Linked DNA regions of Homo sapiens: region 2 is linked to region 1. A link is an interaction called in ENCODE POLR2A ChIA-PET data of the cell type or tissue named here. Cell type or tissue: MCF 10A. All regions are shown on one strand. Each heading gives the region's core, and the rest is flanking DNA. Links, peaks and the distances in the headings are about the cores only.

Evidence for each region. ChIA-PET counts read pairs that join two places held together with the same protein. Peaks named below come from ENCODE experiments on the same cell type or tissue, not always from the same donor. Only the 100,000 strongest peaks of a DNase experiment are listed, where the experiment ranks them.
Region 2: POLR2A ChIA-PET joins it to region 1 with 11 read pairs; 3 of 35 experiments call an interaction of 5 or more read pairs at or near these places.

The regions. Positions count from the first base shown.
Region 1 is chr1:232,697,029-232,713,783 of GRCh38, forward strand. It overlaps the pseudogene RNU6-1211P. Among named protein-coding and RNA genes, the nearest start is that of LINC01745, 13 kb to the right of the region's middle. In MCF 10A, for the core only: no CTCF peak of the experiment used is centred there; DNase peaks (open chromatin) are centred at 7,913, 8,423, 10,273, 12,543 and 1 weaker place.
Region 2 is chr1:232,640,109-232,656,863 of GRCh38, forward strand. No RefSeq gene overlaps it. Among named protein-coding and RNA genes, the nearest start is that of SIPA1L2, 18 kb to the left of the region's middle. In MCF 10A, for the core only: no CTCF peak of the experiment used is centred there; a DNase peak (open chromatin) is centred at 5,943.

The DNA.
Region 1 (16,755 bases), core at 5,559-13,558:
ACTTTCATCTGCCAAGCACACTCCCTCCCGCCTGATTCCCTGAGGGAGATGTACAAATGAAATGAGTGATAATGGGTGAGAAACCAAACGCTCACTTTATTTTCAGCCAAGTTCCTTATGGACTGCAGCACTGGGATGAGCCTGTGGGCCTAAATGGGGCCTCTGTGGATCCCCAAACGTAAATGTAGTGTTGAACCCCAAATGAAAAGCCTGTTCATTTGTGAAAAAGAGAAAAGAGAGCCAGAGGCTCCATTCTAGAGGGACAGGCTCTGCCTTTCTCTCAAGCCAGCCCAAGGGAGAGAGCAGAATTGGGTGTGTCCACAGCTGAAGTACGGAAACAGGAGGAATCAGACAGCCATGCCCAAATGAAACCTTGTAAAACCTGCAGCCCCACCCCATGGCAGATGGGACCCAGTCTGTGTCCTGGAAGCTGGCTCTCGGGGGGTGGATAGGTGGGGGGGTTAGTATAGGTGAGAGGTAGAGGGTTGCTTCTCCTCTATAGTTGTGTATTATCCTGTCTCCCTTAGTGTACTAGCCTGTGAGCTTTCTCAGGGCAGGCAGTGGGTCTTAAGCATCACTGTAGCTGCATTCCACCTTCTAACACACCATGCAGCACAGAGCAGGCTCAGGAGAGATTACTCAGTATTAAAAGAAGATGGGCTCAGAAGTGTCAGGTGACTTGCTCAGATTCTGCAGCTAGCAAGTGTTTGATAAGTGGGACTCGGGTTTTTAAATTGTGTGATTTCCTTACATTTTGTTTCTCTGCCACATGACATCTCTCTAGAACAGGCAGAAATGCATCCGAAGGGAGCCCAGCTGGGGTTCATGACCCCTGCAAACATCCTTACGTTGAATGCAAACTTTTGTGTGTTGATTTCTGAAGAGAGGCTCAGTGGTTTTCAACACGTTCTCAAAGAAGTTTGCGACCTAAGGAAAAGTTAAGAACCAATCTTTCAGGAGATTGCATTGGAAGCTACTCTAAATAATATGCATAGTGCCTGAGTGCTGTAGGCACTAAATGAGGATCAGCCTCCTTCCCGCTTTTCTAAAAGTGAGGCAGCAGGAAATGGATGGAATCCCAGTGATCACCCTCTGTCACATCTTCACCTTTGGAAGGTGTCTAGCTTGGAGTTTCAAATTAGAAAGAGAATCGACTCACATGGGAGCATATTTTCTCTAACTTGAAAAAAAATAAAGAACATCACTTTCAGCCCCAATTTATCTGTCAAGTGAAAAATGGATGAAAATGTCATGAAGATGATTGAGAGACAGATACACCCAGACACCAACCATGATAACCATGTTACCTCAGAGGATTGAAACTTCAAAATGGTCAGACTTTTTTTGTTTTCTGAGATGGAGTCTCGCTCTGTCGCCCAAGCTGGAGTTCAGTGGCGTGATCTCGGCTCACTGTAAGCTCCACCTCCGGGGTTCACACCATTCTCCTGCCTCAGAACTCCCGAGTAGCTGGGACTACAGGCACCTACCACCACGCCCAGCTAATTTTTTGTATTTTTAGTAAAAACAGGGTTTCACCATGTTAGCCAGGATGGTTTCGATCTCCTGACCTCATGATCCGCCCTCCTCGGCCTCCCAAAGTGCTGGGATTACAGGCGTGAGCCACCGCGCCCGGCCCCAAACTGGTCAGATTTTAAGGTTCCATTACATCACCAAACCTGAGCTGGAAAAACAACAACATAAAAGAGCTAGCCAGCCGGGTGCAGTGGCTCACGCCTGTAATTCCAGCACTTTGGGAGGCTGAAGCGGGTGGATCACGAGGTCAGGAGATCGAGACCAGCCTGACCAACATGGTGAAACACCATCTGTACTAAAAATAAAAAAATCAAGCCAGGCGTGGTGGCTCACGCCTGTAATCTCAGAACTTTGGGAGGCTGAGGCGGGCAGATCACAAGGTCAGGAGTTCGAGACCAGCCTGGCCAACATGGTGAAACCCCATCTCTTCTAAAAATTAGCCAGGCATGGTGGCATGTGCCTATAATCCCAGCTACTCGGGAGGCTGAGGCAGAAGAATCGCTTGAACCCGGGAGGCAGAAGTTGTGGTGAGCTGAGATCATGCCATTGCACTCCAGCCTGGGCAACAGGGCAAGGCTCCGTAAAAACAAAAACAAAAACAAAACAAAACAAAACAAAAAACCTAGCCATGTTAAAATTATGACCAAAGGAGGTTTTCTCTCAGAATTTGTTCTATTGTTTATAATGCTTGTCAGAGGAGTGTTGATGGGCAGGGAAAAGGAGGAAGGCCTTCCATGATTTAGTGAATTTTTTGTGTTTATTACTTGGCTCCTGAATTAGCCAGGTTAAGGTTGATTATGCTGTTGTAATGAATAATCCCCAAATCTCAGGTGTTTAAATACTCAAAACCTTATTGCTGCTGTATTACACACCTACCATTGGGCAGGAAGGGCCTCTGCTCTTTGTAATTGTTAAGGATCCCAGGCTGATGGGGGATCCATCATTTTATGACACCACTAGCTTCACACACAGTTTCAGAGTTGACTGGGGCAAGGTAACTGCTGCCCATATTCCACTGGCCAAGCAAGCCACATGGCCACACCCAGCCTCAAGGGGACGTGGGGATATGCACTTCTCAATGTACCTATAAGTGAGCCTGTGGGTGGTAGTTAATCCCTGAATCCTAACTCAGGCATTCTTTTCTATCCTGAACCGAGTTTTAAAAAGTCATGTGGAATAGAAAGGAAAAAAAAAAAGTATTTCTGCACTTCATCTCAATAACCGTTTCGTTTCTGATCTGGAGTTGAATAACAAATGTTTACAATAGAAAGTTAACACTGCCTCCATAAAGGACTCAGATTTGAGATCTGTGGAAAGAATATATTTGTTTGAGAAGAATTTACTAACACAATGCCTCCAATTAGTCAGGAATAGACCCTATGAGAAAGCACACTGGTGACGACACACCTTAAGTTAGTTGTGGTCGAGTGAAAAACGAAAATGTTCAAGCTATAGTTGTCACAGTAAGATGTATGTCCACAGAACCCACAGTCGGAGTTTCTGAGGCATGTTTAGCATGCAAAATTGCATGAGGTTTAAAGCTAACTTACTCTGTAAGACAAGTACTTTAATACTTGTTGCTCACTTTCAGACCATCGGCGAACCCCTTTAAAAGGCCAAGGTGTGGTGTTTGTGTGGATAACAAGTAATATTGGAAGTGATACTGAAAATTGGAATGACACAGAGGAAATTAGCATGGGCCCTGTGCAAGGATAACACACAAACTTGCAAAGCGTTTAATATTTTGGGGCAAGATAAAAAATGTTCTGCGGATGGGTGGTGGTGATGGTTGCACATCAATGAGAATCAACTTAATCCCACTTAACAGTACACATAAAAATGGTTAAGATAGTAAATTTTATGTTTTATATATTTTACCATAATAAAAAAATGTAAAATATCTCATTCATTTTTATGTTGTTCACATTGAACTGAAAATATTTTGGATATGTTCATTAAATAAAATATATTATTGGCATTTTTAAAAGCCAGCATGTTGCCTAAACACAACTGGGGCAGACGTCTACTGTTGCTGTCACAGGCAGTACTTTACAATATTTATTTATATCTATTTAAAGGGCAGATGATAACTAGCCAATAATAATACATTTTATTTTGAACACCAAATGCATGGTGAGCACAGGACTAATAATTGCAGATGTAGTAACACATTTATGTCTTGCAAAAACATCGACAGGGTTATTATCTCCATTTTACAGATGACGAAACACAGTCCTTATGAAGTTGACTGGCCAGGCATGGTGGCTCACGCCTGTAATCCCAGCACTTTGGGAGGCCGAGGCGGGCGGATCATTTGAGTTCAGGAGTTTGAAATCAGCCTGACCAACATGGTGAAACTCTGTCTCTAGTAAAAATACAAAAATAAGCCGGGCGTGGTGGTGGGCATCTGTAATCCCAGCTACTCGGGAGGCTGAGGCAAGAGAATTGCTTGAGCTCAGGAGGCGGAGGTTGCCGTGAACAGAGATCACACCACTGCACTCCAGCCTGGGCGACAGAGTGAGACTCCATCTCAAAAAAAAAAAAAAAAAAAAAAAAAAAAAAAAAGGAAAGAAATTGACTGATTCAAGGTCACATGGCTGATAAAGGCCAGGAAACAAACTCAGGCCAGTTGGCTCCAAAACCTGCCGGGTAAGTCGAGGCTACCCATAGAAACAGGAGGAAATGGCAGCCATGAACTCAGGGCCTTGGGCAGGGGCTAGTATGGTGGCTGGATCAGCCAGGGCATGACAAAGCTGAAGTCCCAGAAGATGTGCATCTGCCTGAGCCAGGCTTTGTTACAAAGGCGGGCATCCCAGCTATATTGTCAGGAATGGAGGACAGATACAAAGAGCAGGGAAAAGCTTAAGCCCAAGACAAAGATTTAGGGAACATGTTGTTTGTTTGTTTACTTTTTTTCTAGAGGAATCCTACCCTCTGGGGCTGCAGTATCAGTGAGCACAGAGCAGTGCCCTTTCCTGTGAGTTCCAGGTGGTGCTCATCCCTGGGCTGTGGGATTTCCTCTTCACGCCTGTGGGATTTCCTCTTCACGCCTGCAGGCTTGGTGGAGAAGCCACCTGCTGAGGGCAAGTGTCCCGGGTGGTGCAGCCCACCATCAGTCAACAAGTGAGTCTATTCAATGCAGAGGAGCCAGTGGACTTGGTGACACTCACAGGCTACCCCTTCAACCACTGGCTGATAGATGTGGTGAGAGCAATAATAGCTTTGATGGACAACCCGCACAGGACTGGGAAGGGCTGGGATTGAGAGAACTCACACCTGCCTGCACTCCCACACCTGCTCCCTCTCCACATCTGCCTGCGTTCCTCCTGAAATGTAGTTCCCCAGGTAACCACATACTCACTCCCTCACCTCACTCAGGTCTTTTTCTTTTCAAACATGCCTTCCCTAACCACTGATTTTAAATTTGATCCTCTATCTTCAACCTGCATCCCTGTTTCTATAATTCCTGCTCTTTTTTTCCTTAACATACATTTCATTCACATATTTGTTTGTTGCCCCTCTCCTCCTGCTAGAATGTCAGCTCCATGAGGGCAGGGCTTTTTGTCTGTTATGTTTACTACTGTAACCCCAGTGCCTAGAACAGGGCCTGTTGAATGAATGAATGATGATATGCATTGTCTAGCACAGAGCTGAGCCTTAAACAATCTACGTACTTAAATACTTCCATCCGGCCACGCGCTATGGCTCACACCTGTAATCCCAGCACTTTGGGAGGCCAAGGCAGGTGGATCACCTGACGTAGGGAGTTCGAGACTAGCCTGACCAACATGGAGAAACCCTGTCTCTACTAAAAATACAAAATTAGCCGGGCGTGGTGGTGCATACCTGTAATCCCAGCTACTCTGGAGGCTGAGGCAAGAGAATCGCTTGAACCCGGGAGGCGGAGGTCACAGTGAGCTGAGATCATGCCATTGCACCCAGCCTGGGCAACAGGAGTGAAACGCTGTCTCAAAACAAAAAAAAATTTCCATCCCTAATTTTTCCACTGAGCTGCAAACGTAGAGTAGATTCAACTGCCAATCTGACAACCTCACTTGGCTAAGAAGAATGACAAACTAACCTGGCTCCAGGGAAACTCTTACTGCCACTGACCTTCCTCCCCTAATAGCCCTGACTTGTTCTTCCTCATCTTATTTAAAGTTACCACCATCCATCCAGACACCTCGCCAAAAATCTAGGCATCATCCTTAATTTCTTTCCTTCCCATCCACTCACATCCAATCCATCAGCAAACCTGTTGGCTTTATCTCCAAGATGAATCCCTGCTGTGTCAACTTCTCCTTATCTCCAGAAACTATTCTAGTCCAAGCCAAGCCACCAGAATTTCCTACCTGGGTTATGCATACTCTATTAACTATTCTTTTTACACTCACTTCTTCCTATAATCCCCACCCTATAAAGCAGACAGGATGGTCTTTTAAAATGCAACGCAGACGATGTCACTTCCCTGTGGAAAATTCCTCCCAGAGTCACCACTGAATATAGACTAAGATTTAGGCTCCTTTTGTGGTTTCAGTGTCCCACATGACTGGCTCTGCCTGTCAGATAAGCTCATCTGCTACTGCACACTGGATCACCTACCTTTCTGAGTCCAACACTCCCCCACGTGTCCTCAGAGCAAGTCAAGCTCATTCCTGCTTAAGGACCTTGGCTCCTGCTCTTTCTGCTACCTGGACTGCTGCGCTTCCACATCTTCACAAGGTGGTCTTCATATCCACGCATCATATCTTCACAATGTACCTTCGCATTGCTTCATATCAAATGCGACCTCCCTGGCTAAATCCTGTCACCTCCACCCTGGTCACTCTTTATCAAATCATTGTATTCTGTATCTTTCTTTCTTAGTTTTTTTAGCATGTGTTACTATCAAAAATTACGAGGTAAATTTGTTTGCTTTGTTATTTTGTCTCCTCCTGCCCATTCCCACCCTAGGTAACATGTAAATTTCCTTCCATGTGAGAAAGAACCTTATCTGCGTAGTTTACAGTTTGTCACTGTGTCCCTAGTGCCTAGCACAGAGCCAGGCTTGTCAGAGGTGATCAATGAATATTTGTTGCGTAAATGGAGTCTTGTGGAGCTAAATGGAACTGCAGTGGTATTCCCATGTAACTGATGGAGGAATAGACACTTAGGGATTTCAGTCATTTGCCCAAAGGTATGCAGCCAGTAAATGGCAGAAGAAACTAGGGTTCATAGCTGGGAGCCAGTGCTACCTGGCAGAACGTCTTCTCTTGGTAAGGCTAACTTGTCAGGACCATCTGACTTTAAAGACCTGAGGTTTTCGCCAGGCGTGGTGGCTCATGCCTGTAACCTCAGCACTTTGGGAGGCCAAGGCAGGCGAATCACCTGAGGTCAGGAGTTTGAGACCAGCCTGACCAACATGGAGAAACTCCATCTCTACTAAAAATACAAAATTAGCTGGGCATGGTGACGCATGGCTGTAATCCTAGCTACTCAGGAGGCTGAGGCAGTAGAATCGCTTGAACCTGGGAGGCAGAGGTTGTGATGAGCCGAGGTCATACCATTGCACTCTAGCCTGGGCGACAGGAGCAAAACTCTGTCGCGCAAAAAAAAAAAAAAAAAAATAGATCTGAGGTTCAGACAGGTGCCCAATTACCTACCAGGCTGGAGCTTCAGAGAGCTAGTGATCAGTCAGGGAAACCTGACCTTGAGAGAGTGGGGGTACCAAGGTAAAGGCAGGACTAGCCAGAGGTCTCACTGAGTAATTCATAGTGAAGCCCACCATAGGGGCACCAGGTTGGATGAAAGGTAGAAATCAAGTAAATTTGGCCACCAGAGTGAGAAGGATTCCATGGTAGCACTTCCCACTGCTGAAAGCCTGGCGAACACTTCCTGTTGCCTTATCTGGCTTTATGGTAGTCGTTTTCCTCTCCCTATTTAGAAGACATCCCAGTCTTATCCTTCTGGGCCATTCATGCTTGGCTAAGTTTCCAGCCCTGTGTCCCCTAGTGACACCTGTGTCTTGGCATGACACAAAGAGCCAATATGTATTAAAACAGCTCTGTTAGTAACCTGTATGGTGTTTAAGGAGCCAAGTGAAATCAGAACTAATAGTATTATCTGTCTGCTTAGTGCATAAATGTAATGGCATAATCTCATACAAGGAGCAAACAGAGACAGACAGAAAAACATCAGTTTAAAGGAGTCTTGTTTGACCTGTATGTAGTGTGCAACAGCTTCCTGGGTGTTCATGTTGCTGGGTTCAAGTCTCCAAAATAGTCAGCAGGCAGAAAGTCTCCTCTGTTTGATAACAGTCCCAGATCTGTCAGTTCGGTTGCCAACCCTAATTTGTAAATTCTCTTCTGTAAAGATTGCACAATTGTGCTCATTTTCTGTTGACTGTGGGCTGGCTAATGGCTGCTAATGAGTCAGCTGCTAAGTGACTCAGCACTGCATCAATAAAACAGATCCCTTCGTCCCTGAATCTGCTGGATGAAAATGATGTCTTCCTTTGTCAATGTGTCCCTTTTGGCCCCTGCTGAGAACTCATGACCTGATGTATTGTGTAAAGCGTCCCATCCTTAAAGAGCCCACTCTATCAACTCAATGAAAACCAAGAGGAATATTCCAAGTTTTTGGTGTTTTTCTATTCTGGTTTTTGTTTTCCTCACTGCAGAATGTTCACACTTGCATTCTTTCTAGTAAACTAGAAAGTCTCATCTTTCTTCTCGTGTAAGGTGTGCTATTGTTGATGGCACTCTATGGGCTCTGGGTGACTGAAGGTGTGTTAGAATAGATGGGTAAGAGGAAGAGACAATGGCCAGCCTTTGGTGAATCAGGGTCTGGTTTATGCCCAGACGCACAGTTGGCACTAGCAGTAAGACAGAAAATCTGGAAAAACTGAACAATCAGCTAGCCTTGGGGTATCTTTCACAATGTAATGGGTACTCAGCAACATAAGTGTCCTAACTGGCCGCCTCTCAAAGAAAACTAATACTGCATACACAAATATAAATTGGCAACAGCTTAAACACAAGTGCTGTACGTATCACAAATAAGATGTTTCACATAATAAAAGGTATTCTCTAGAGAGGGCCCTTTTCAATAATGTCAAACATCATTTGAAGTGTTCACATATTTCTCAGGATCCATCGGGAACAGGAAATGGGAACAGAGGAAACAGGAGCAGAGGACTCAAAGGAGGCATCAAGTTCTACCTCCAGAATTAGAACAGAAAAGAGAAAGGAAAGCTGCAAACCCAGTCAATCCTGGCTGTGCATGCATCAGAACCACACCAGCCTTCCACGTCTGAGATCCCGAGACAAGCTGCCTCTGAACCAGTAAGAGCCTCTTGCTCCTTCCTTCTGAGGAGCTACCCGGTGCCTGAGTACTGACTACATACTCTCCAGAGGCAAGTGTGTCTTCAGACTTTCCACCTTCATAGGCACAGTCCAGACCTAGTCGTCTTATTACTTCTTTGTTATGGGGCACTTTGAAATATAGAACCACGCCTTTATGTTCTAGGACACTGGTCTCTCCCCATTCCCTCTATGTTAGAACAGCACTATTGGTGCTGTGACATAGGTCACCCCCTCTCATGGACTTACACACTCCCTTTTCCATTTCTTTCATTCCATTCAAGAAATTTTGAAACAAGTGATTTCTAATTAAAATATTCACCTACTTTAATAATTTCATAATAGTAACAAATGACTTGTTAAACATTCCAATGTGTTGCAATATGGATGTGGAGAACTGCTCTTCTGGAAAAAACAATGAAGCTCGGAGATGTTTGTGACTTGCAGAGCTGGTAAGGACACCCAGGCCTGCTGACCCCCATCCAAGTGGCTTGTTCCTGAGCCTCACAGATTGTACAGGATTCTCAGATTGTGCAAATGCGGAAGTGGTGGTGGACAAGAGCCAGTAGCCTGTACATTTTGGTACATTTTCAGCCTCTGAAAAGTCATTTTTCTGTCTTGTACTTCAGTGTCCTTTCTCTCAACTCCAGGCTGCCTTACTTCCTCCTGAATACCCTTGACCCGTCTCTGCGCTTGAATCTTTGTTCACCTCCCTCTCTGGGATGAAAGGCTCTCTTCAATCTTCATTGGCTTCAAGACCTTGCAGGAGCACTACCTGCTCTCCGAAGCCTTTTCCCACTTCATGTCTTCTAGCGATCTCTCCCATCTCTCCTGCAGCTGTACCATCTCCATCACTCATTCAGGGCTTTCAGAACGTCCCTGATGTTGTGAAATCGTCTTTAAAAATATTGTCGTGTCCTCTTGTTGGGATATACATTCCTTTTGAGGAGGTATTGTGCCTTGTACCATTAATTATTTTATTTTCTTTTATTAATTATTAATTTATTAATGCATTATTCCAATCTACCAAAGATTTGAGATATCGTATGAAAATGATATAATCTGAGAAGATAAAATTAGCAGTCAAGGTAGTTCATGTGAAAGGGAAAACAAGAAAAGGAGACATGTTTTCACATCCCTAGCACCCCACAGAGTATCTAATCCAGGAACTCACTACTTTTTTGTTGCTTTTAGAGAATCTGTGGAAGAAACACAAAATCAAAATATTGATCCATTCTATTTGTATATCACTTTATAATTTTAAACATCTTTACATCATTGGGGCTAAGCATTCTTAGGAATATATTTTTGATCTTTATTTTATAAATAAGAAAATTAAGACTCAGAGATGTGAAGTGACTTGGCCAAGTTCACTAGCTGGTTAATCTGGCAAGCTGCCACTGAAACCCAGTTTTCCTGTTTGAACATGTTGTGCCCTACCTGCTGGAAGAACAAACTTTGTATAACGTTTGTATTTGTATTAAAGACTAAGAGATGTGGAGAACAAGAACATTACTGAACCTGTACAGTGGGATGATACCAGCCATCCGGGGGAGAGGAAGTAATCAGTTATTGGGTGAGAAACTAAGATGGATACCTCATGTTTTTTCAAAATCAAGTACTCTATGTAAGAACTAATGAACCCTATAGAGATCATTCATAGAGCAGAATAACAGAGAAACTGAGATATGCCAGAGTGAGGCTGAGGGGCTGAGGACTCTATGAAGAGTTACAACTTAGGGCCATTATAAATTCAGGCCATTTATTACCACAAGCTTGTAACCCCTTGTCACTACTGTTGTTTGCATTCAATCAATTTTATATTTAATTTTAGAATATAAAAAAGCAATGAAAAGGCTAACCAAAAAAAGGCTAAAAAAAAAAAAAAGCAATGAAAAGACTACCAAAGATGCAATTCCTCACAATCCGCTCTGAATGAAAGTGAAGTAGAGGACAGACATGGTGGCTTATGCCTGTAATCCCAGCACTTTGGGAGGCCGAGGCAGGCGGATCACTTCAGGTCAGGAGTTCAAGACCAGCTTGGCCAACACGGTGAAACCCTGTCTCTACTAAAAATACAAAAATTAGCCTGGTGTGGTGGCGCATACCTGTAATCCCAGCTACTCAGGAGGCTGAGGCAGGAGAATCACTTGAACCTGGGAGAAGGAGGTTGCAGTGAGCCGAGATCGTGCCACTGCACTCCAGCATGGGCAATGCAGCAAGACTCCATCTCAAAAAAATAAAAATAAAAATAAAGAAAACAAAAAGAAACAAAAAAGAAAGTGGAGAATGTAAGCTGCATCCATGATCCATCAACACGATATTTTGTTGAGAAAATTGTTGGCAGTACCATGAAAGGGATGTTTCCATTGGTATCTAGAAGAAAACATTACTGCCAATATTGGGGACAAAGATTTTCATAGTTTGATGGAAAACCTTTATCTTTCTTTGGGCATTCTCTCCCTAGTCTTATTGGATGAAGGAATGTGTCTACTAACCATGTCTACAGGCAGACCAAGATCCCTTGGGAAGCTCTTTAACTCCCTGTACCCTGGGAACCAGTTGTGTAGCAGGGTAATCATGCACCTAGTACTCCAGACCAGCTTCAAACCCTGCCACCATGCTCAAGTCTTGTCTGTCCATGGAGAAGTGGGCCCTAATGCTACCCACAGGACCACAGTGATCATTCTGAAATATAGCTCTTCAAAAAGCCCAGAAGCTCATTGGGAAATAAAATAACATTTTTGAAATAGTCAATAAAGTTCTTTTTTGAAATTAGAGTATTATTGGAATTTATTTGAATCGAAATCAGAAGAGTATTAGAAGCTGAATGGAGTGGCATGGGCCATCAGTGAGGGGCATGCTCTAGGAATTTAGAGAACTAGGGGATGAGACCGATAAAAGTTATGTTATTTAATTAATTAATTAATTAATTTTTAGACGGAGTTTCGTTCTTGTTGCCCAGGCTGGAGTACAATGCCGTGATCTCGGCTCACCACAACATCTGCCTCCTGGGTTCAAGCGATTCTCCTGCCTCAGCCTCCCGAGTAGCTGGGATTACAGGCATGCACCACCATGCCTGGCTAATTCTGTATTTTTAATAGAGACAAGGTTTCTCCATGTTGGTCAGGCTGGTCTCAAACGCCCGACCTCAGGTGATCCGCCCTCCTCAGCCTCCCAAAGTGCTGGGATTACAGGCGTACCACTGCGCCCGGCCTAAAAGTTATTAAGAAGGTGGCATGAAGAAATAGGGGCAGAGGCAGACCCGTCTGTGCTAGGATTCCAGCCCCATCCTGACTACATGTATGACCTAGGAAATGTTAAAATGTTACTTGACCATTTTGTGCCTCCATTTCTTGACTAGACACAAATCACAGTTTAATGGCAGTTTCCGAAGAGGTGGCAAAGAGTAGCATATATTTAGAAAACGTTACAAGACAGGAAATTAAAACCAACATGGGAGTTAGCTTCTAGTGACAGCTCTGGACTGGAGAAGCACTTATTTTTAGGCTTTCTAAACCTTTGCAATTTATTTCAGGGGATTCAGGGAAAGAGCATGGATTTTCCTAAAGGGATGAAATGAGCTGCAAAGCGTGAGTCATCACCTGACCTGTGTGATTGTCTTTTGCTGACTCTTCAGTTAAATGTTCCACAGGGCATTTCCTTGCTTCCTGGCAAAGTTTACAGTTTGGGGAGTGGAAGAAACATCAGGGACCTCTTCCAGGAAGACTATTGAGTAACTATGACCAGGTGCATCCCATGGCGACGGCCGCCCTGGGTGGAATGGTTAGGTCTTGCATTAGTGCGGTGTTACTTGATGAGGATCAGGGGCTCCCAGACAGGCATCTGGGTTGGTGACAGAAGATGGTGGCCCTCCCTGGAAGTTTAACAAGGATGTTGGGAAACTGGGAAATGAATTCCCTATTCTCAGCTCATCAGAGATGGTTACTTTAGGCTCTTCATGGAGCTGTCTGCACCCGCAGTTTAACTGTGCATTTGATGTCTGGGGCCCTGAGCTGAAATGGAACCTGCTGGTCCAGCCTACAGTCCATCCCCTGCTCACTCAGATGCTTCAACAGAGGAGCCCATGGGACTGGACAGATGCACATTAACCCACCAGGGCCATAAATATAGTCATAAAATGGTGGTTCAGACCAGATGAATAGCAAGCCTACACAGTGCTTCTCATTCTGTATCTATTAGTACAATATGAGGTTTTTTGTTTTTGCTTTTGTTTTTGAGATGGAGTTCTGCTCCTGTCACTGAGATTGGAGTGCAGTGGCACGATCTTGGCTCACTGCAACTTCTGCCTCCCAGGTTCAAGTGATTCTCCTGCCTTAGCCTCCCGAGTAGCTGGGATTACAGGCACCCATCACCATGCCCAGCTAATTTTTGTATTTTTAGTAGAGACGGGGTTTCACCCTGTTGGCCAGGTTGGTCTCGAACTCTTGACCTCTGGTGATCTGCCTGCCTCAGCCTCCCAAAGTGCTGGGATTACAGGCATGAGCCACTGTGCCCGGCCTACAATATGGAATTTTTCATTGACGCAAGTGACCACATATTTCTATTCCTAAATTTTTATATATCACAGAGAAAAGTCAAAGTGCAACAGAAAAGCAAAACAACAAACAATGCAAACAGACAAATAACATGAAGAACTTTCCAAATATTTTTCTTACTTCAACCACTGCTGTATTATTTGTCCTCATTGAAATGCTCATTGTTTTTCTTATTTCGCTTCACAATTGTCTCCTTTGGCTAAATTGATGGCAATCATGGCCTTGCCTTTCAATAGCTCAATAATTTTGGCTATTCTTAAGAGATATGGGTGCAATGATACATAGATATTTTTAAGTTATCTAAATTTCTGTTTTTGAAGATTCCATATACTGTGCTTTTATTATTATTGCTTGATAAATCTCTTAGCTAAGGAATTGTTGTCAAATTTCTTTCTCTAATCATGCATCTATGTTTGAAATGTCCTGGTATTTTCATCATATCTCACCTTCCTGGAGCCGCATTCTTTTACCCTTCTTTGAGCCATCAGTGAGTGTTGTAATCTCTCCCGTCCCAAAACCAGAGCACCTTCTTGGGCAAACAAATGTTTTCCCAAGTTCTCATGGTGTTCCCAAACTACTTCCTCCCACTCCATGATATGCGTATATTTTATTCTTTTAAAAAACTAATCATCTTGATTTACTAGTTATTAAACACTTTTTATCTTCAGAATTTACCATTTTAATGGTCTTCTCTGCTTTTCTGAAAGCCACATTTCACTGGTATTTTTACTTAAGTAAAAGGCAGTGAAAGGATTGTCAAATATAACTCAAGTATTAATTAAAATTCAGGTAAAAATATCTATTGCCACAAAAATACAGAAGTTACATCAAAATGGCAACCACCAGCTTACACCCTATTTATTTTAAGCAAAAAGTTAGTATGTGAAAATTTTAAGATATGGGCCAGCACCCCATGTGGCAACCCACTGTGGTGAGACTTGATTCATATCACATTAATTATAATTCTTTGTGGAAATAAATATTAACATACACAAGGCATGACCCCCTCCATTCTCTTATTTCTTAAAACTGGTTCTGTGGGTTGTAACCAATGATTTAGTTACATTACGTCCCTTATTGCAGTGTTCCTAACTTAATGTTCTCTCTCTCTTTTTCCCCTGTCTCTTTCTCTCTTCCTCTTCTGTTTTTCAGGCTTAGACTTTCTGTCTTTTTCCTTTGGTGCAAACACAGTTCTGGAAAAGATCAGCTTGGCTTCACAGAATATATTGTCATTATTTCCCATTTTTCTTTCTCTTGGGACATACACAATTCGGATTCTAAAATGCATCACTATGTACCTCTCCTCATTCAAAATGTCTGAGAATATCAGGGCAAGCTGAACTGCTCATGAGACCCCGCTTAAATGATTTGATACACTGACTGTGACATCTTATTATTTAATTTCCATGTGCTCATATCTTCCCCAGTAAATTGTAACTTTCTTGAGCCTGCAGCCTATTAATCTTTATAAGCACCTCCCACCCAAAGTCTAACACAATGTTTTACACTTAGATGCTCAGTATGTCTTTATTGAAGGAATAGCTATCCCACTTAGCTGTAATTCTCTTCAAATCCAGGTGGACATTTTCCAGTTTCAAGACCTATATTCTGTGTACGTTTTAATCCATGGCCCTTGCCAAATTCTCTCCTTATAAAATAGTGATAAATCAATGTTTCCCCTGCCAATATTTCACTGGAAAACATGATCTAGGTAGCAACGGGGTAGCAGGCTGTGTGGGTGTGAGACGCTGCAGCATTTCTCAGCTACTCTCTAGAAAACCGGCTTCAGAGCTCTCCCAGGATATGCCATTATTACTTCCCTGCCAAAACCTGCTTTTGCTTCTTCACTCTAGAAATTAGAATCATTTTGGATAGATCTTTAGGCTCACGATCTGGATTCATTACCATCCGTCCCACAATTTCATCTAATTGTGATTTTAATTTTTTATCAAAGTAACACAGAAACTGTTGAACAAAAACACTGTTTTATTATAGGACTTATAATAAAAGAGCAGTTCCCTCACCACACTTTTCTATTTCCCAATTCCCACACCTCAAATGGCATCACTTTTCACTCTCTCAGCTATGTCTTGTGATTTATACTTTGTCAAAGACAGATAGCACCTGGTCTTTGTTCCAAATGCTCTAACAAAATACATACCATAGACTGGCTGACTTATAAACAACAGACATTTATTGTCCACCGTTCTGGAGCTGAAAGTCCAAGATCAAGGCTACCTAAGATGGCTGTCATCTTACTCCAGACTCACATGGGTGAAGGAGCTAGCTGGCTCTCTAAGGCCTCCTTTATAAGGGCACTAATTCCATTCATGAAGGCCTCACCCTCATGACCTAACCACATCCCAATGATTCCACCTCCTAATCACCTTGGGGGTTAGGATTTCAACATATGAATTTTGTGGGGGACATAAGCGTTCAAAACATGACAGATTTAAAAAAATAGTTTTTCATATTTCAAATTTAGACATTGTCTTTAACTTTCTATCATAAAAGATGGAATTTGGCTCTTCCCCATGCCCCCAAAACACATATACACAGTCCCACACCCCCACTGTCCCTGAACCCAGTTATGTTGTTAAAATCAATTGTGGGAGTTTATATTACTTTGATTGCATAATTATTATTTACAGTTGAATCATGTAAAGCAATATTGTTACATTTCCTTTCTTGTAATTAGTGAAATTAATTCTTGTCCTTTTTGCTCATTTTTCTGTATTATGCTAAATCATCCTTAAAATTTCCCACAGAAATCTAAATTTCCTCTCAAGGTATTAAAGCCATCAAGTGATTTTTTTTCCATTTTCATTTCCATTTATTAGTTTATTATTATTATTATTATTATTCAACATCTCTCTCCTGGAGCTGTCTTTCAGCTTCAGTCTGCCCTGGTTGTTCTCTTGGCCAGATACTCAGCTGACATCCAGGGACTCTCCTTATCCACCATCCTGTGAGTTCCCTTTGCCCCTCTCCTGTGTTACATCCCTGATTCCTAAACAACGAATCTCCTTTTTTAGTTTACTCTCTCATTTTGGTGGAAGTAATTTTTAATTTTCAGAGCTGTAACAGGAACAAATAGAGATAACTTTTTTGAAGGTCTGAATGTCAGAAAATATCTTTATTATGTCCCAATACTTGTTTGATGGTTTGGCTGAATATAGAATTATAAGTTAGAAAATATTTCTCTTAGAATTTTTGAAGACATTACTCAGTTGTCTTCAAATTCCCTGTGTTCTTTTTGAGAAACCCAGGCCATTCTGATTCTCAATAATTAAATGTGACTTGAGGTTTATGTTTTGTTTTGT
Region 2 (16,755 bases), core at 2,059-10,058, 60 kb before region 1:
ATACACCTCCTTTTTACCTATTTCTTTATGAATATGGTTCATCTGCTCATAACTGTTATACCCATGTGACTGCCATTTATATACCTGAGTATTTATGCTTGCAAAAATATGTATGTTGTTATTGCCTATTTTATTGTGTAAAGTGGCCTATGAGGTGTCCTGTCATGTGCTTACATGTTTTTCAAATAAAACCCCTTTTAAAAGTGTAAATAAATATCTTTTAAAGAGTTTATTATTTTTTTCCAGAATTATATTTTGGGAACTTTGATCTTTCAGGATTTCAACATTTGGGATTATGGCATCCAGGATTGTGCCTCTTGGAATTCTGATCAGTTCTCCTTTTTATGGCATTTTGAACTACCCCTCTCAAATCTCCTCGTGCTTTCTTATGTGTGGCCTCTGTCTTTCCCACCAGAATGTATACTCTGTGAAGGCAGGAAGTGTGCAGGGGCCATGACTTCCTCCTCCATGAAACATTCCTTCACAACCCAGCCTACCTGTGAGCCTCCCAATAGCCTTTGCCAGTGATCCCAGCGTGAGTCCCAGACAGGCCTCTGCTGGTGCATCTGGTGAATGAGGAGATGAGCCCAGCAGAGGTTCCTCACCTCTGCTAAGGGACTAATGTCCCATCAGAGAATCAGTTCATCCTAGGGGAAAAGATACATTTAGCCACTTCTAGAACCTTATAATTAGAGAAGAGGGTTGATAATACAGCTATGGGAACATGAAGGTGGCCTCCATGATAAATCAATATAAGCGATAAGCATCATTTTGTCCTAAAAATGACAATGATTTTGTCCTGAAAATGATGCCTATCACTCATAATGATTTATCCTGGAGCCCATCTCCATGTCCCTGTAGCAGTATTATAGGGAGAAATTGGGCTGTACTCTAAAATTATATATTAAAATTCAGTGTGGTCCTAGGACACAAGCCAATTGCATTCTTTTTTTCTATGATAATGTTACCCAGCCGAGAGAAAGCCTGCACCCTGATTCAGCACAGACCTCCAAGCAGCACTGGTATATCTGTAGCAATGTCCTGCACGAGGTGGCAGAAGCAGCAGCAGGGCCCATCAGGAGACAGGGGCAGTGAGGGAGAGGATGCCAGAGGTACGCGGAGGTGGGGGTCATGGTATTCGGCAGGTGTGGCTTTACCCAGACAAGCAAGAAGCTGCAGCCCCAGCACTAGCTGTAGTGTCCTTGGTTGAAGCTGCAGAGCTACCAGTAGATTCCATCCTGTGCAGAGACTCATCCCCTGAAGACGCCCAGACATGCGTTGGAGAGGTAATGATTTTGTAGAGAATTGGTTTTCTGTATTAGCAGATGGGGCAAGAGCCAAAAAAAAACAAGGAATTACCCTGAAAGTGGCCCCTTCTGTACCTGAGGCCAGTCTAAGGAATCTCTGTTGGCATACAAATAGACTGTGTGTATCACTGGGCTTTACAGATACAATCTCAAACGCTGCGTTATTACTGTGATAGGTACAATCTATGTCTTGTCTCTCTAACCACATACGATAAGTGATGGAGATAAGTCTATCTGAGCACCTTGGCCACTGTTCAAGGAGCTTTAAGGAATGGCATGAGCACATGGTATTATTTTGAGCGTACAGCACAAAGGAAGGCATTACTCATCAGTTTTTACCCCTCTGAGGGTGTTAAACTTGGAAAATGCAAATGGGCTTTCTGCCTTTCAAGGACACAGGGCCAGAACCCCAATTTCTTGATAATCTTGCTATGTAAACATGCTCGTCTCGCCTTTACATCTATTCTCTTCATTATCTACCCACCTCTTTCCCAGAGGAAATTAGAGAAGAAGGGTGTGAAGAGTGAGTGTTGAAGGAGTATGTGGGCAAGTAATTATGATAAAACGGTCCCTCTCTTCAACAACGTTCTAATAACAAAAAGCAATTGCTTTAGGGTCACCTATTATGTTCATTATCCATGCCTTTTCTCCATGCAACAGCACAAGTCATCAATAATAGAGTATGATTGTTTCCTCCCAAAAGACAAGTGATGTGAAATAAACCACAAAGCAACATTGTCTCAGACAAGATTTTTTATGTCCCTGTGCTATTCAAGACTGTTTCTCATTGCCTAGTAATTACCCACCAAGGACCAGCTCTGTAGCCTGCATTCCACAGGAGCAGAGTGACACCTACAATATCCAACAGCCACGGTAATCCATCAAGTGCCCTAACTATGGAGCCTGACCATTTATTACCATACCTTCCATTGACAGTCCCTCCCTATGTTCCCTGAGTGAAGCCTGCCTAAGAGGAAAAAAAAAATGTCTATGTCTACTTGTGATATTATTTTATATATATGTATGTATATTTCCATACACAGGTTTTTGTCCACAGTTCCTGATGCATAACTCCCACAGCCCTTGTTACAATCAACAGACTCTCTCTTTGAACTTCTCCTGCCCTCCTTTTACTTGCCCAAAGAAGGACTCTAATCTGACTGTGGTTCATAAGACCCTCATTCCAGAGGTGGTCCTACCCCATACCCTGGAGAAAGGAATGCTGCAGAGAGGCCAAGAAGAACCTGAACAGACAGGCCTCGCTGGGTTTAGATCGTACCCTTTTTGTCCATTCACATTTCTCCATGGTTGTCAATCCAATGAATGCCTATCCAGTGAAGTCCACATCAAAGGTCCATGAGGACAGGGTTTGGGAGCTTCCAGATAGCTGAACATATAGAGATTCCTGGAGGCCAGCACACCCAGGGAGGGCATGGAAGCTCCGTACCCCTTCCCATATGCCTTTCCCTATGCATCTGTTCGTCTGTATCCTCTGTTATATCCTTTATAATAAGCTGGAAAGTGTAAATGTTTCCCTGAGTTCTGTGAGCTGCTCCAACAAATTAATCGAACCCAAAGAGAGGGTTTTGGGCACCCCAGCTTGAAGCCAGTTGGTCAGAAGTTCTGGAGGCCTGGACTTGCAACTGATGTCTGAAGAGTGGGGAAGTTTTGGAACTGAGGCCCCAACCTGTGTGACCTGATGCTATTTCCAGATAGATAGTGTCTGAATTGAATTGGAGGACACCCTGTTGGTGTCTGCTGCCGAACTGATTTCTTAAACTGTTGGAAGGGGGAGAAATACTCACATACTTTGGGGTCACAGACGTCTTCTATGTTGACTTCTATTGTGTGGGTGTTCAAGTGGAGGAAAAACAGTTTTGAGTTTTCCCTAACACTATCTATATACAAATCAGTGACACCCTTCAAACAAGAGGTCCCTGTTAGTTCAAAGAATGCACCACATTACATTTCATTTGCTCTTGTTCCTATCCTTTCATGCTTTCAGTGGCTTACCACTAGAGGGGACCTATACAGACAAGATGAGACAACATGCAATTATCATCTTTAGTATTCCCACTAGGAAAATTGACTAGCATTCATGTGGAACAATAAAATCAAATTTGCTGGCACTTTATTCCCAATTCATGGGCATAAAAAAAGGATCTAGTGGAGGGGGCAGGTCACTGTGTACTGGGGAAAGACACCAAAGAGGAAGTGCATCTGTATTGATTGTAAACATATAGTTAAAGCACTGAGCTCATTGATTCCAAACATTGTTTTCCTTATTTCTTGTAAAGAAATGTTAGTAATCTTGATTTTGTACATGTTATTTGGAGATCAGAGAATCTCTCTTTAGCATTGTCACTTAACAAACATGTATATATTTAGCACCCTCCTGGGGAGAGAGGCTTCAATGGCTTAGGTCTATCTCATAGGTGAAACTGGTTTATATCCAGTTTAAGGCTGAAAAGCCCCAAAGAGTGTAGGGCAGGTGACAAGTGTATTAGTCCATTTTGACGCTGCTGATAAAGACATAAAGAGACTTGGAAGAAAAAGAGGTTTAATTGGACTTACAGTTCCACACGGCTGGGGAGGCCTCAGAATCATGGCAGGAGGTGAAAGGCACTTCTTACATGGTGGAGGCAAGAGAAAATGAGGAAGATGCAAAAGTGGAAACCCCTGATAAAACCATCAAATCTCATGAGACTTATTCACTACCTTGAGAATAGTATGTGGGAAACCACCCCCATGATTCAAACTATCTCCCACCAGGTCCCTCCCACAACACATGGGAATTATGGGAGTACAATTCAAGATAAGATTTGGGTGGAGACACAGAGCCAAACCATATCAACAAGGATGTAAAACAACTGGAAGATAAATGCCCATTCATTCACTTTTTTCATTCCTTCATCCATCCATCTATCCATTTATCCATTCATCCATCCTTCCATCCATCCATCCATCCATCCATTCATCCATCCACTCATCCATCCATCCATTCACCCATCCATCCATCTGTTCATCCATCCATCTATCCACTTACCAAATTTTCTTCGTGTGCTACTATATGCCAAGCACAGTGGTAGGCACTGCAGTTGCAAAGATGTATTGAACTAAATCTCTAGTGGAAGAGACAAACAAGAAGACAATTTAAAAAAAAGGAAAAAGGAAAAAGGACTTGAATCCACTCCAGCAGCCAGGAAGGGATACGATGCTAAGGTCAGCCCCAAAGAATGCCAGACATTGACCAGTGGGAAAGAGGTTTAGTTTGGATTGGATTAAAATGCCTTTCCCAGGTACTTTGTAGCCATTACTTTTCTCTAATTTTTACCCATTCCCCACCTCTTCACACTCTGCAGCTAAGTCTGATAAAAGCAATATTTTCCTGTATCTTAACAACTTTTTCATTGGCCTTAGCACAAAGTTATAGTGTATTAAGGTTGTTTTTGAACCAAATATGGTGAAATAGTTTCCAGTTTAGAGACAATGCAAAAAGGGTTATTTATTCTTTAAGATAAAGTTTCCTGATAAAATAAATGTATACCTAAGTATACATGTGCTACCTAAGATTTTAAGCTGGACTTTTTACCTTAAATTCTTGCTTTGCTAAGTTTCTTCTTTTTCTTTATTTTTTATCATTTCCTTCATTTTTACATTCTGGCTGCAAGGGTGAGCAAGAAAATCAAATTCAGTTAACAGATATGAGGAAATGTTAAAAATTCTGAATCTCTGAGTACCACATAAGCCCATCTATGCGACATGGGCATAATTTTCCATCCTCCTTAAATTCTTAAATATCATGTGATCCACCCAGTAATTTTAATTTAAATGAGTATTTTTTATATTGAAAAAACAGCCTTAGCACAATCTTCTGTCCTCGAAATGTTTAGTCAGCGTGTATATTGAGCTGTAGAACTGAATAGGGAAATTCTATTTTAGCTTGAGAGAATACAGATTTTATTTCTACTTTTGTGTGCAGAATCTAGTATTGGGTACCTACAGAACTTTAACCTGCTTTTCCATGCTTCTTCAGAACATAAACTTAGCTAACTAAGCCTTTTTGGCTCTTTCCAAAGAGCCAAAGGAAATAAGACATGGTGTCAAAATAAGATGCTGCGTTACTTTTTGTAGCTGCTGTGAAAAAAAAAGTTTATTCCATTTATAAGTAGGGAAATAGATAAGGCTAATTAAAAGGACAGTAAAGTGTATCAAGGAGGCTGGGCGCGGTGACTCATGCCTGTAATCCCAGCACTTTGGGGGGCAGAGGCCCGCAGATCACGAGATCAGGAGTTGGAGACCAGCCTGACCAACATGGTGAAACCCCGTCTCTACTAAAAATACAAAAATGAGCCGGATGTGGTGGCGGGCGCCTGTAATCCCAGCTACTCGGGAGGCTGAGGCAGGAGAATGGCATGAACCCAGGAGGCAGAGATTGCAGTGAGCCGAGATCGTGCCACTGCACTCCAGCCTGGGCTACAGAGCGAGACTCCATCTCAAAAAAAAAAAAAAAATGCATCAGGGAAAGAGACTACAATCTGGCTCCTAGCTTGGGAACACTTTGGACACACAGAGAATACGATAATATTATTCATCTTTGTTGCAACCTAATGATTCACCTGTGACCATTTCATCACTCCCATGACTATTGCTTTTCATGACAGAATGTTTATCATTCAGGTAAGACAGGTTCTACCACCAAAAAGTTGACAATTGAGACTCTCCTACATGCAGTCTTGAATTTGACTCTAAGGGAAGATAAAGCCATTAAGTTGATCTTACATGTTAACCGTATTTGCCAGGTTATGCAATTTCTTCTTTCATTAAACTGGGAGCCAGGTGGTCTGAGGTCTAGCCTGGCTCTGCAACAGACAAGCTATGAGATTTAGGGACTGCACTTGATCACTGAGCACCTCAATTTGTTTGGCTGTCAACTATGGAAGGGGAATTAATAACCTCTAAGATCCCTCCTGGCTCTTAGGATGTAAGAATCTGTAATGAATGGATGGAAGGATGCAATCCTTCAAGGTTAGCAGAAGCCACTATACTCAGAGAGGCCTCTGCTCAAGTATAGAAGGGAACTATTTCTGATTCTTCAGACAATGCCACTTTCTAAATACAATTTGTTGTGCTTCTGTGTTTCTTCTGATAACAGCCTGTTTTAGGCAGGATATTTCTTCTTAAAGCTAATGACCAAAGAGTTGTTCACCTCCTTGCCTCCTTACTGTTTTCTATGAATTAAGGTAATTAAAGTTAGAAGGTTATCATTTTTATTTCATTTTAAAGGTTGGTTGAGTGAAGTAGAAATAATTTCTAAGCAATGGAGTCACAGATCACAGAATTTCAAAGTTTAAAGGAAAACTACAAAGGTTTCCAAGTTTCTCTTGTGATAATTCAAAATCAACAGGAACCTTTGTTGTTTTAAAACTATTTTAATTTAAAGTTACTTTAATTGCATTTTTTTAGGCCTTTAACAGTTTTGATATCCAATGTGTCTGAACTGGGGGGCAGGCACAGATTGATGAAAGTGAAGGTTAAATAAATTTGTGTGTCTTCTTTACGTTTGTGTAAAATATTGCTAAAATTGCAGGATTATGGGCTGGGCACGGTGGCTCATACCTATAATCCCAGCATTTTGGGAGGCTGAGGCAGGAGGATTGCTTGAGCTCAGGAGTTCCATACCAGCCTAGGTGACATGCAGAGTCCAGCCCAGGCAATATAGTGAGACACTACCAAAAAAAGAAAAAATGTTATAGGATTATGAGCGATAGATATATGGTAGATAATTTACTAGTTTTTAAAAAATATTGGTCATAGAATTATTTGTATATGTAATTTAAGAGCAATTTGTATTTGTGAAACTATACTATTACTAAAACTTTTGTAATGGATGCTATTCATGTTATGGAAATAATTTATTATTAGATGATTTTAATCTTTTTATCTATTAAACTTACAAAGCTAAGTGGCAGTTCCCTGAAATTTCTGTAAACATGCGTTATTTATTTGGCAGCTTGTCTTTCATATTTAAGTGTTTGAATTTAGTTGTGTTTTTAAACTTTTCTTGATATAGGTTATTTTAGATTATGCAGGTCATTTTGTTTATTTATTATTATTATTTTTGAGACAGAGTTTCCCTCTGTTGTCCAGACTGGAGTGCAGTGGTGCAATTTTGGCTCCCTGCAACCTCCGTCTCCCGTGTTCAAGTGATTCTTGTGCCTCAGCCTCCCAAGTAACTGGGACTACAGGTGTGCACCACCATGCCTAGCTAATTTTTGGATTTTTAGTGGAGACAGTATTTCACCTTGTTGGCCAGGCTGCTCTCAAACTCCTGACCTCAGGTGATCTGCACACCTCAGCCTTCCAAAGTGCTGGGATTACAGGCATGAGTCCCCACACCCAGCCTATGTAGGTCATTTTAGATTAGTGTAAAGAACATGCTTTGCAACTATTTTGAAAACAAATATCATAAAACCCAGGACTTTTCAAGAATACATGTGTATCAACATGATAAAGATGCAAACTACTGTCACCTTCAATATTTGTGTAATAACATGTGTCTCGATTACTTATTTGCTATTAAATTAGGTTAGTGCCTAAAAAAAAGATTTCAAAATTACAAACACAAAGTTAGATATGAAAGTAGACGTTATTTCTCTGCTACTCCTTCCATGCTTCTGGTGCTGGACCTCATAGTATTCACTCATACTGCACTACCAGCTCTCGCCCTGTACCTTTGGACCTCTGACTTTTATGGAAAGAAGAAAAACTTCATGGACACAAACAAGAGGCATTTTACCAAATTTGTGAACTGTAATCTTTTCAGACAGGATTCATGTAGAAAAACAAAAACTACTCAAGGCAGGAAGTTCATATAGGAATAAGTTATACAGGTGATAAGTGATTGGAAAACTCAAACATGGGACAGTGAGGCACTTAACAACAGCAGACAGCCACTTCGACCCCCACAGCTAAGTGACAGTGGATAAAGCTACCAGAGCCCAGCCCCACCCCATCTGCTGATAACAGAGCAAGGAGCTTCTGGAAGGAACTGGAGCCTCTGTGTATTCGTCATCTTTGACAGTGGAACACATCAACCTAAGCCCTGTGGCTTAAAACAACATCCTGTACTTTCTCACGGTTTCTGTGGGTGAGGAATCCAGGCATGGCTTAGCTGGGTCCCCTGTCTCTGTGTTGCTCAAGTCTATAATCAATGTATTAGCCAGGCAGGGCTGCAATCATGTGAAGGCCCAACTGGGGGTGGGGCTGCTCACTCAAGCAATGGTTGGCAGGACTCAGCTCATCCCTGGTGGTTGGCCAGAGATCTTCCTCAATTTCTTCCCACATCAGGTAGCTCACAACATGGTAACTGGCTTCATCAGAGCAAACAGGTGAGAAGGGAAGAAAGCATGGGAGCAATGGAGAAGTCACAATCTCTTCTTCACCTAAGCTTAGAAGTGACATCCCATTACCCTTGCCACGTTCTATTCATTGAAATAAGTCCAGCTCACATTCAAGGAGAAGGTGTTACACAAGGGCATGAATACTAGGAGGGTGGGTTCTCTGGAGCCATTGCCAAAGCCCCCTACCATGCAGGGAGACACAGACATGGCCAAGGACCGCAGAGGAATGGAAAGACATAGGAGAAGACCCTAGTTCCTCCATTTCTCTCACACTCTAATCTTCTAGTAGGACCCCCGACTGGCCAGGTAGCTTCAGAAATGTAGTTCCATGTGCTACAGCAGAGCAAAGCGAGGGCAAGGGTTGGGTCTGAGAGCAGACTGACTACTCATCAGCATAGCATCCTTTTATATTTTCTGACATGACTGCACAAACAACACAAGCGAATTCTGTCTACAGAGAACTATTTCACGGTATTTGCAGCTCTTTCTAGGACTGAAGGATATTATGTTTGTTCTCTTGTGAGGTTGTGAGGTGGCTCTGTGCTATATTCCAACCTTCCAATCTATCAAAGGGCCCCCAGCACACACACACACACACACACACACACACACACACACACTCAATTCTTGCCCGCACAGTGGAGTTTTCTTACTTAGTCAGGGACAGGCAAAACATACCAGGTCCTCTACAACTATACCCCAAAGAGGATACCTTTAAATGAATGGGATTAACTGTGACTCTCCAAAATGTATTTGATCATCAAGACAAATCTTGGGATATTTGGTTAATACCACAAAGAGGAGGCACGTTACCCGTGAGTCCATTATGACTTCTCCTATTTGAAAAAATTTGGCAGAATTATTGCAATAAATCAAAACTCTCTCTTCTTTTCTATAAGTGTCACACATAATCTCTAGAGAGCAACAATAAATAAATGAATGAATAAAGTACACCTTTATTCATGTAGCTTATACATGAATCTTATAAAATTCCTTCTAGCAGATTATATTTTCCAAAGATGTCTGCATCCCATATATTTTTCATCCCATATATTCTAGGGCCTTGCCACACCCCTATCAAGAGATGGCAATGATACTTCCCTTAAACTTGGGTGTGTGTTTACAATTGACTTGACTGATGGAGTATGGTAGATGTGATGCTTGGTAACATCTAAGGAGAGATTATAAACATGCCACAGACCTTCATTGTTCTCTTGCTACGTTCTCTATTGAAACCCAGCTTCCATATTGTGAGGAAGCCCAGCAGCTACATAGAGGCCCACATGGAGGGAAATGGAGGCCTCTGGCTCCAGACCCTGATTTCCTCCATCCAATAGCCAAAACCAGCTAGTTAGTGACATGAGTAAACCATCTTGAAAGTGTATCCTTCTGTTCCCTATTGAGCTTCTCCAGCTGACGCCCTTGGAGCAGAAAAACTATCTCCACTGAGCCCTGTCCAAATTACAGATTTGTGAGTAAAACAAATGGTTATTGTTCCTTTAAGTCACTATGCTCTGAGGTTGTTTGTTATACAGCAACAGAAAACTGGAACACACCTTTTGGGCATCCCTCAAACTGCCCCCCACCTCCAAAAAACAGGCAGGGTACATCAGTTAGGAATATGTTTGGCTAGAAGTCACAGAAAACCTGACATAAAAGTGGCTTGCACAGACAGGGATTTCATTTGCTCACATAGCAGGAAGATTGGAGGCAGAGGGCTGCTGGCATGGTTTTGGAGGCTTAACTCTGTCTGGTTCATTGCCTCTGAAATTCTCTTGGCATTTCCCCACGTGTGTTGCTTCAGTGGAATAGGTAGGGCTGCCCTGGCTCCAGGAACAATGTCTGTGTAGCAGGTAGGATAGAGAAAGGGAAAGAGGTGGATTAGGCCCGTTTGTTTCTTTTGGCCTCCCCTCAAACTCTTCCAGCCTGTCAGTCACAGGTGTCCCTCCAGCCAGAAGAGAGGCAAAAACAATGAATATTCACCTATATCCCTGCTGTAGCAGAGAGTAACAAGGGAGCAGGGGATTGGGGTGGGCTCTGGGGAAGCCAAACAAAGTGCCCAGTACTTTACAAGGGCTGGGATCCCTACATGAGATAAGAAGTCATTGAGTGAGAAGCAACAGGACTCCAGAAAAAAAAAAAAAAAGACTAAGATAAATGAGAAGTCAGGCCAGTCTTAACAGTCAAGAAAAAAAATGCAACATAGATTTGGTTGTCACATATTTCATATTTTCAAAAATTGGCAAAACTCCATCTCCATATATGACTCACTTAGACATCTCCTCCAATTCTTCAAATACCTCTTTGCAGATAGTTCCCAAATTTCCCTCTGCCACCCTGCTCCTCCTCGAATTCTAGCTCCACATTTGCCATAGTCTCAAGTCAGATAGCCTCCTATCACTTCCAGACCAGTGCATCTGACACTGACCTTGCCTGACTTCTACGCCAGTTCCCTGTCTGTCTCCCCTGTTCTTGCTAAATGTCAGTCGTCTTTTAGCTCTCACCAATTTATCTGTATTCCACCTTGTGAGATTTGTCTTCTCTCTCTGCTTTTCCATTTCCCCTACCACCAACTTAGTTTAGGGTCCTATTGACTTTCCCTAATACTAGTGTAGTAAACTCCTTACTGGCTTTTTCACCTTCACTTTCTTTTTCTTCTAACCTATCCTATACTCAGTTGGGATATTAGGAATGACTTTTATATGGTTTGATATAGTTTTGTAATTTTCTAGGAAGATAATGTGGGCTACATGAGTGGTTTCTCCAGCAATATTGTCTGCCCTTTTGTAAATAAACACATCATTTGCTCATCAACGGGTCTTGGGCCAGGGCTTAAGGGTACGACAGTGGGCTCAACTTTAATACCTTCAAGACACAGGAGGCAGAGAGGCTGATTAAGTCTTACCAATGAAAGACCTTTCCGACTTTCAAGAGCAAAAGAAAGGAAATTCTGTTGTTTCCAACATGTACAGATAGCTTGATCTTTCACATTAAAAAAAAAAAAATCCTGAATTCAGGCCAGGTGTGGTGGCTCACACCTGTAATCCCAGCACTTTGGGAGGCCAAGGCAGGTGGATCACTTGAGGTCAGGAGTTCGAGACCAGCCTGGCCAACAAGGTGAAATCCCATCTTGACTGAAAATACAAAAATTAGCTGGGTGTGGTGGTGCATGCCTGTAATCCCAACTACGCGGGAGGCTGAGGCAGAAGAATTACTTGAACCCAGGAGGCAGAGGTTGCATGGAGCTGAGATCATGCCACTGCACTCCAGCCTGGGTGACAGAGTGAGACTCCATCTCAAAAAAACAAAACAAACAAACAAAAAAACAAACCCCTGAATTCCTGTGTGTGCCTGTTCTTCAAATTGTCTTCTAACCCGTTAGTGGTGGCGTCTTGCTTAGATATGCATTTCCCAGCTGAAGTGTCCAATGAACCTCACGTTTCCGTCATTCTGTGAGCATGTAAACTCATTTTTACTGCTTCTTCCCACTACCCTCCACCCCTGAATTATCAACTTGAACAAACTGGGCCAACTCAGCTTGATATATAACATTACCAAATTAAGCTTGACAACAGCTCTGTTCTTGCAACGTCTCTGTTCAGAAATCTTTACTGGTACCTCCTTCCCTGAAAACTTCATTTTCTATACCTCCCTCCATGATGGGCCAATGCTTAACCTTCCATGCCCATCTCTCATTCTGGTCCAATTGTCCTCTTGCCTCTAGCCTGGTGTGCCTGTGATTTTCTGCTGTCAACTGTTGGCTCAGACTGCTGCTTCTGTTTCAAACACACTCTTCTCTCTTAAAATCTAGTTTAAAAAATGTGAGTTTTCCCAGAAGGTATAGGCATTTATTTAAGTAACTTACTTAAAAAGAGCTCACTTTATCTTTTTTTTTTTTTTTTTTTTTAGACAAAGTTTCGCTCTTGTTGCCCAGGCTGGGGTGCAATGGCATGATCTCAGCTTACCACAATCTCCACTTCCCTGGTTCAAGCAATTCTCCTGCCTCAGCTTCCCGAGTAGCTGGGATTATAGGCATGTGCCACCATGCCCAGCTAATTTTGTATTTTTAGTAGAGACAGAGTTTCTCCATGTTGGTCAGGCTGGTCTCAAACTTCCGATCTCAGGAGATCCACCTGCTTTGGCCTCCCAAAGTGCTGGGATTACGGGCATGAGCCACCACGCCCGGCCGAGATCACTTAATCTTTATAGTGTGGGTTTTATCACAATGTCTTATATAAATTTGACACTCAGTGAATATTTGTTGAAAGAATGAATTGAGGGTCATTTATCCATCAGCTATTTACCAAATAGACAGGTCTAATTTAGAAAAGTCTTGCAACGATTACCTGGTTAATTAATTGTCTTCTGTATTCTGTGATGCTTCACCTGCCACTTTGTACAGCAGCATTTGTCCTGCATTACCCTTTACGTGATGGCCCTGACATAAACTATTGATCATCCAATCACAGTCATTCCATGTGCTAATTTCCCCATTACTACATCCTACTACATACAACCTCATACTTAGCTTATATCTCTTGCAGCTCCTCTAGTTCTTGTCCTAATATCACAATAGAAGTTAAGTGCAAGGGGAAGTTTGGAGGGAGATATCAACATATATATAATAGATGATCTCAATTCTGCCTACTGCCTGAAAGGCTCTATACATTGAGTTGCCCTAAGTTCTAATCTTGGCCTTGACCTGTTCAATAACTAAAGCACTTACTAAAGTGGATGCACTCTACAAATTAATTCTGCTTATTCATCTCTGGTTTGCAGCTAGGAAAAGCAGAGGCCTTACTCTTAGGTCTATTTGGCATTATGAGACATTGTAGATGCAACCTTCATTCCCTTCTGCAGTTTCTCTGCCTTTTATCAATAGCTAGTGGAAGACTCCCTTTTCTCCCTATTTCAAAGCATGACCTTCCTTCCATTTGAATATCTTTCAGAGTTCCTAAGGAATCCTCTATTTTTAAATTTGCTTGCAAATCCATGAGGTCCCCAAGCTCCACCCTTCCTCAGATCTGTGTTCTTACACTGCTCTACATTGCAATTCTTATACCCTCTTGTCATTTAGGAAGGCTTTCCAAGCCCAGGAGAGTTAATTTTGGAACATAAAGCTTGAAGGTTTACCAAGTTTAATTACTTTCCATACAGCTAATAATAAAAAACCATCCCCTGTGCCCTCCCTAAAAGGATGATAATCATTCCTCCACATAAGGGAATGGAACATGTAAAACCAGCAGACGGCATAAACGTTGCTGAAAACAGTATCTCCTGATGATAGGATCTTGCCTAACCTTTTTCAGGCTCTGATTCTGTTCTGTAACTAGAGAATTCTAGTAGCTGCTGCCCTGAGCGGGCACAGCTGAAGATTACCAAGTAGATTTTAGCTGAATCTTTGAATCCTTCACATTTGGTGCGTATTAAATATTTTTGGCACTAATTAGCTACATAATTTAGTCACAGGGAGACTTCCATCTAATTCATGGACATATTTCCCATTATCCCTTGGGTTTTTTTTTTCACCCTTCTTCTTATATCTCAGATTAGCAGAATTACTATAACTCAGAAATTAAATTATACAATGTCAGGACTACTGTTAGTAAAAAATCAAATGTTAACTTTAGAGATTTTTTTCCAATTAGTTTAAGAGTTCACATAGACATCTTTTGTAATCAGAAAACACACAAATATTTTGTGTTGATATTTTATTCCTATTATGTTAATATCATCTCATTCCAAGTTTATATTCTTTTAATTTGATACCTAATGCTCTCAGGCATTTACTTTTCTTAATAGCTTTCAGTTCAATGCTGGCTGTATTAAAAAAGAAATCTGATGACTTAAAAAAACACAGTCATAATTTACTGGATGAGGAAAATAGTGCATGAATGGGAAAACGAACACAACCATCATCTGTGTGTCTGTGTGTGACTTTTGTCATATGAATGATGGCATCAAGTCACATGAGGCATACTTTTTAAGTTCTCTTAGATGATAATTTGGGACAATAGTGATTGGCTGCCAAAGTTTACAGAGTTGATACAGGAGTGAGGTCTAGTATGCAGAAATGTTTTAGATTCAAAATCAGAACTCATAAGTGCACTTTTAAAATGAGAATGTTCTTCTGATACTCACTGCAGTTCCCAGTAAAGAAACTGACACCCTGAGAAATGACACCATTTTCTCAAAGGCACATGGTTAGGCAAGGTCATGGAGTGGAGGCTTTTGACTCCCCTGGCAGTCTTTAACCTATACAATTTCTCTCCACCCCCAGCCCATCTGCTGATTCTGGGCATGGCATCTGTATTTGATCCAGCTTCTCAGAGCATATCAACTGTAAGCCAATTGGATGTAAATATAAAGAGAGCAGAAAACTCTTTTACCAGGCAGCTGGAAAGTTTCACTTGGAATTTATTTTTAGCATCTTGTGTGTGCTCAGGAGCAACCATGGCAACAAAGGCACCTGGAAGAGCCCCTTAGAGGGAAAAGAGATAGCACCAGAGGGACGCTGCCTCATCTCCATGGGTAATCGGTGACAGGCTGGACATGTCCCTGTCACTAGGAAAGCCATCACCAGAGAAGAATAATCTCAGAATCAGCAGGGCTCACCTCCACTTAGGGAATAAATGACTGATGAGATCATCTACGTGAACCTGTCTTCCCTCCCCTTCCTTACCTTCCTTTCCCAGCACTGATACAATGTGTAAATACAGCTTTAGTTTCTGTCCACTTTGAGGTCTGATCATATGTCATGTTTTATTTACTACGGTCCTTCATGAAACTTCGAAACCACATAGCCACAAGAGAGGAAATGAACCCTTCAAGACCTCAGGCTACCATGCTGTGAATGGCTTCAAAGGCATTCATTAGTCTTTATCATCTCAGCAAGGACAAAGTCAGAAGTTCAGCCTCTTTTCTCTCAAAGAACAGGTGAAAAGAAAGCTGAGGGCAGGATGGTGCAGGAGAGAACACACCAGCCAGAGAGAAGCCAGGGCTGCAAGAGACTCCGCAGTGTCTGGTGAAAACTGGAACTCAAACCAGCTTTATACATTTCTCCTTCCCCAGGTCAAACACTTACCAGGAGGAAGATGACATTAACTCGTGGTAAAGAGCCCGGGGCCAATTCAAGAAATTCTTCCATTTTTGAAATTCTCTGTCTAGTTCTCTGAATCCTGGCAGACTCCAAGAGTGATTTTTTTTTTTTTTTTTTTTGAGACAGGGTCTCATTCTGGTGCCGAGGCTGGAGTACAGTTGCTTGATCATGGCTCACTGCAGCCTTGACCTCCTGGACTCAGGTGATCCCCCCACCTCAGCCCCACAAGTAGCTGTGACTACAGGCATGAGCCACCACACCCAGATAATTTTTGTATTTTTTGTAGAGATGGGATTTCATCATGTTCCCCAGGCTGGTCTCCAACTCCTGGGTTCAAGTGATCTGCCTGCCTCAGCCTCCCAAAGTGCTGGGATTGCAGGTGTGAGCCACTGTGCCCAACCGCCATGAGTAATTTATCCATGTCACAGTTCCCATGCTTGAGACAAGACTCTCAGCTTTCTGACCTGCACATTCAAGACCCACCCCTATGTCATTTCTTCTCTTACATTTTGTAAAAATGCAGTTCTCTCCTTTTTGCTTTTTGGGAAAATATCCGCACTAAACATATCTAATGTTCACAGTTTATGAAAGGGTAGACCCAATGAAATAGATATACTTTAGCTTAGTCTTGGTCATTTAGCATTTCTCTGCCTAGGTGCTTTTTCACAAGGACTTCAGAAAATGTTGAATGTTTCTAGTTAAATTTGGTACATTTCCAAAGAATATAGATACACATTGCATTGAATTTGCGGTTCAATGTTATCTTGAAACGTGATAGTGACTGATAAAGTGTTTGCCACAAGCATGTCTTCTATAATTTTAAACACATTTCAATAAAATCCAAAGTTTCAGAATGATATCAGTACACCGAATTGGGCCCGTCTACAGTCCTCTTATTCAATCACATTCAAGACCTAGGACAGTGTTGTTCACAACGAGGTATTTA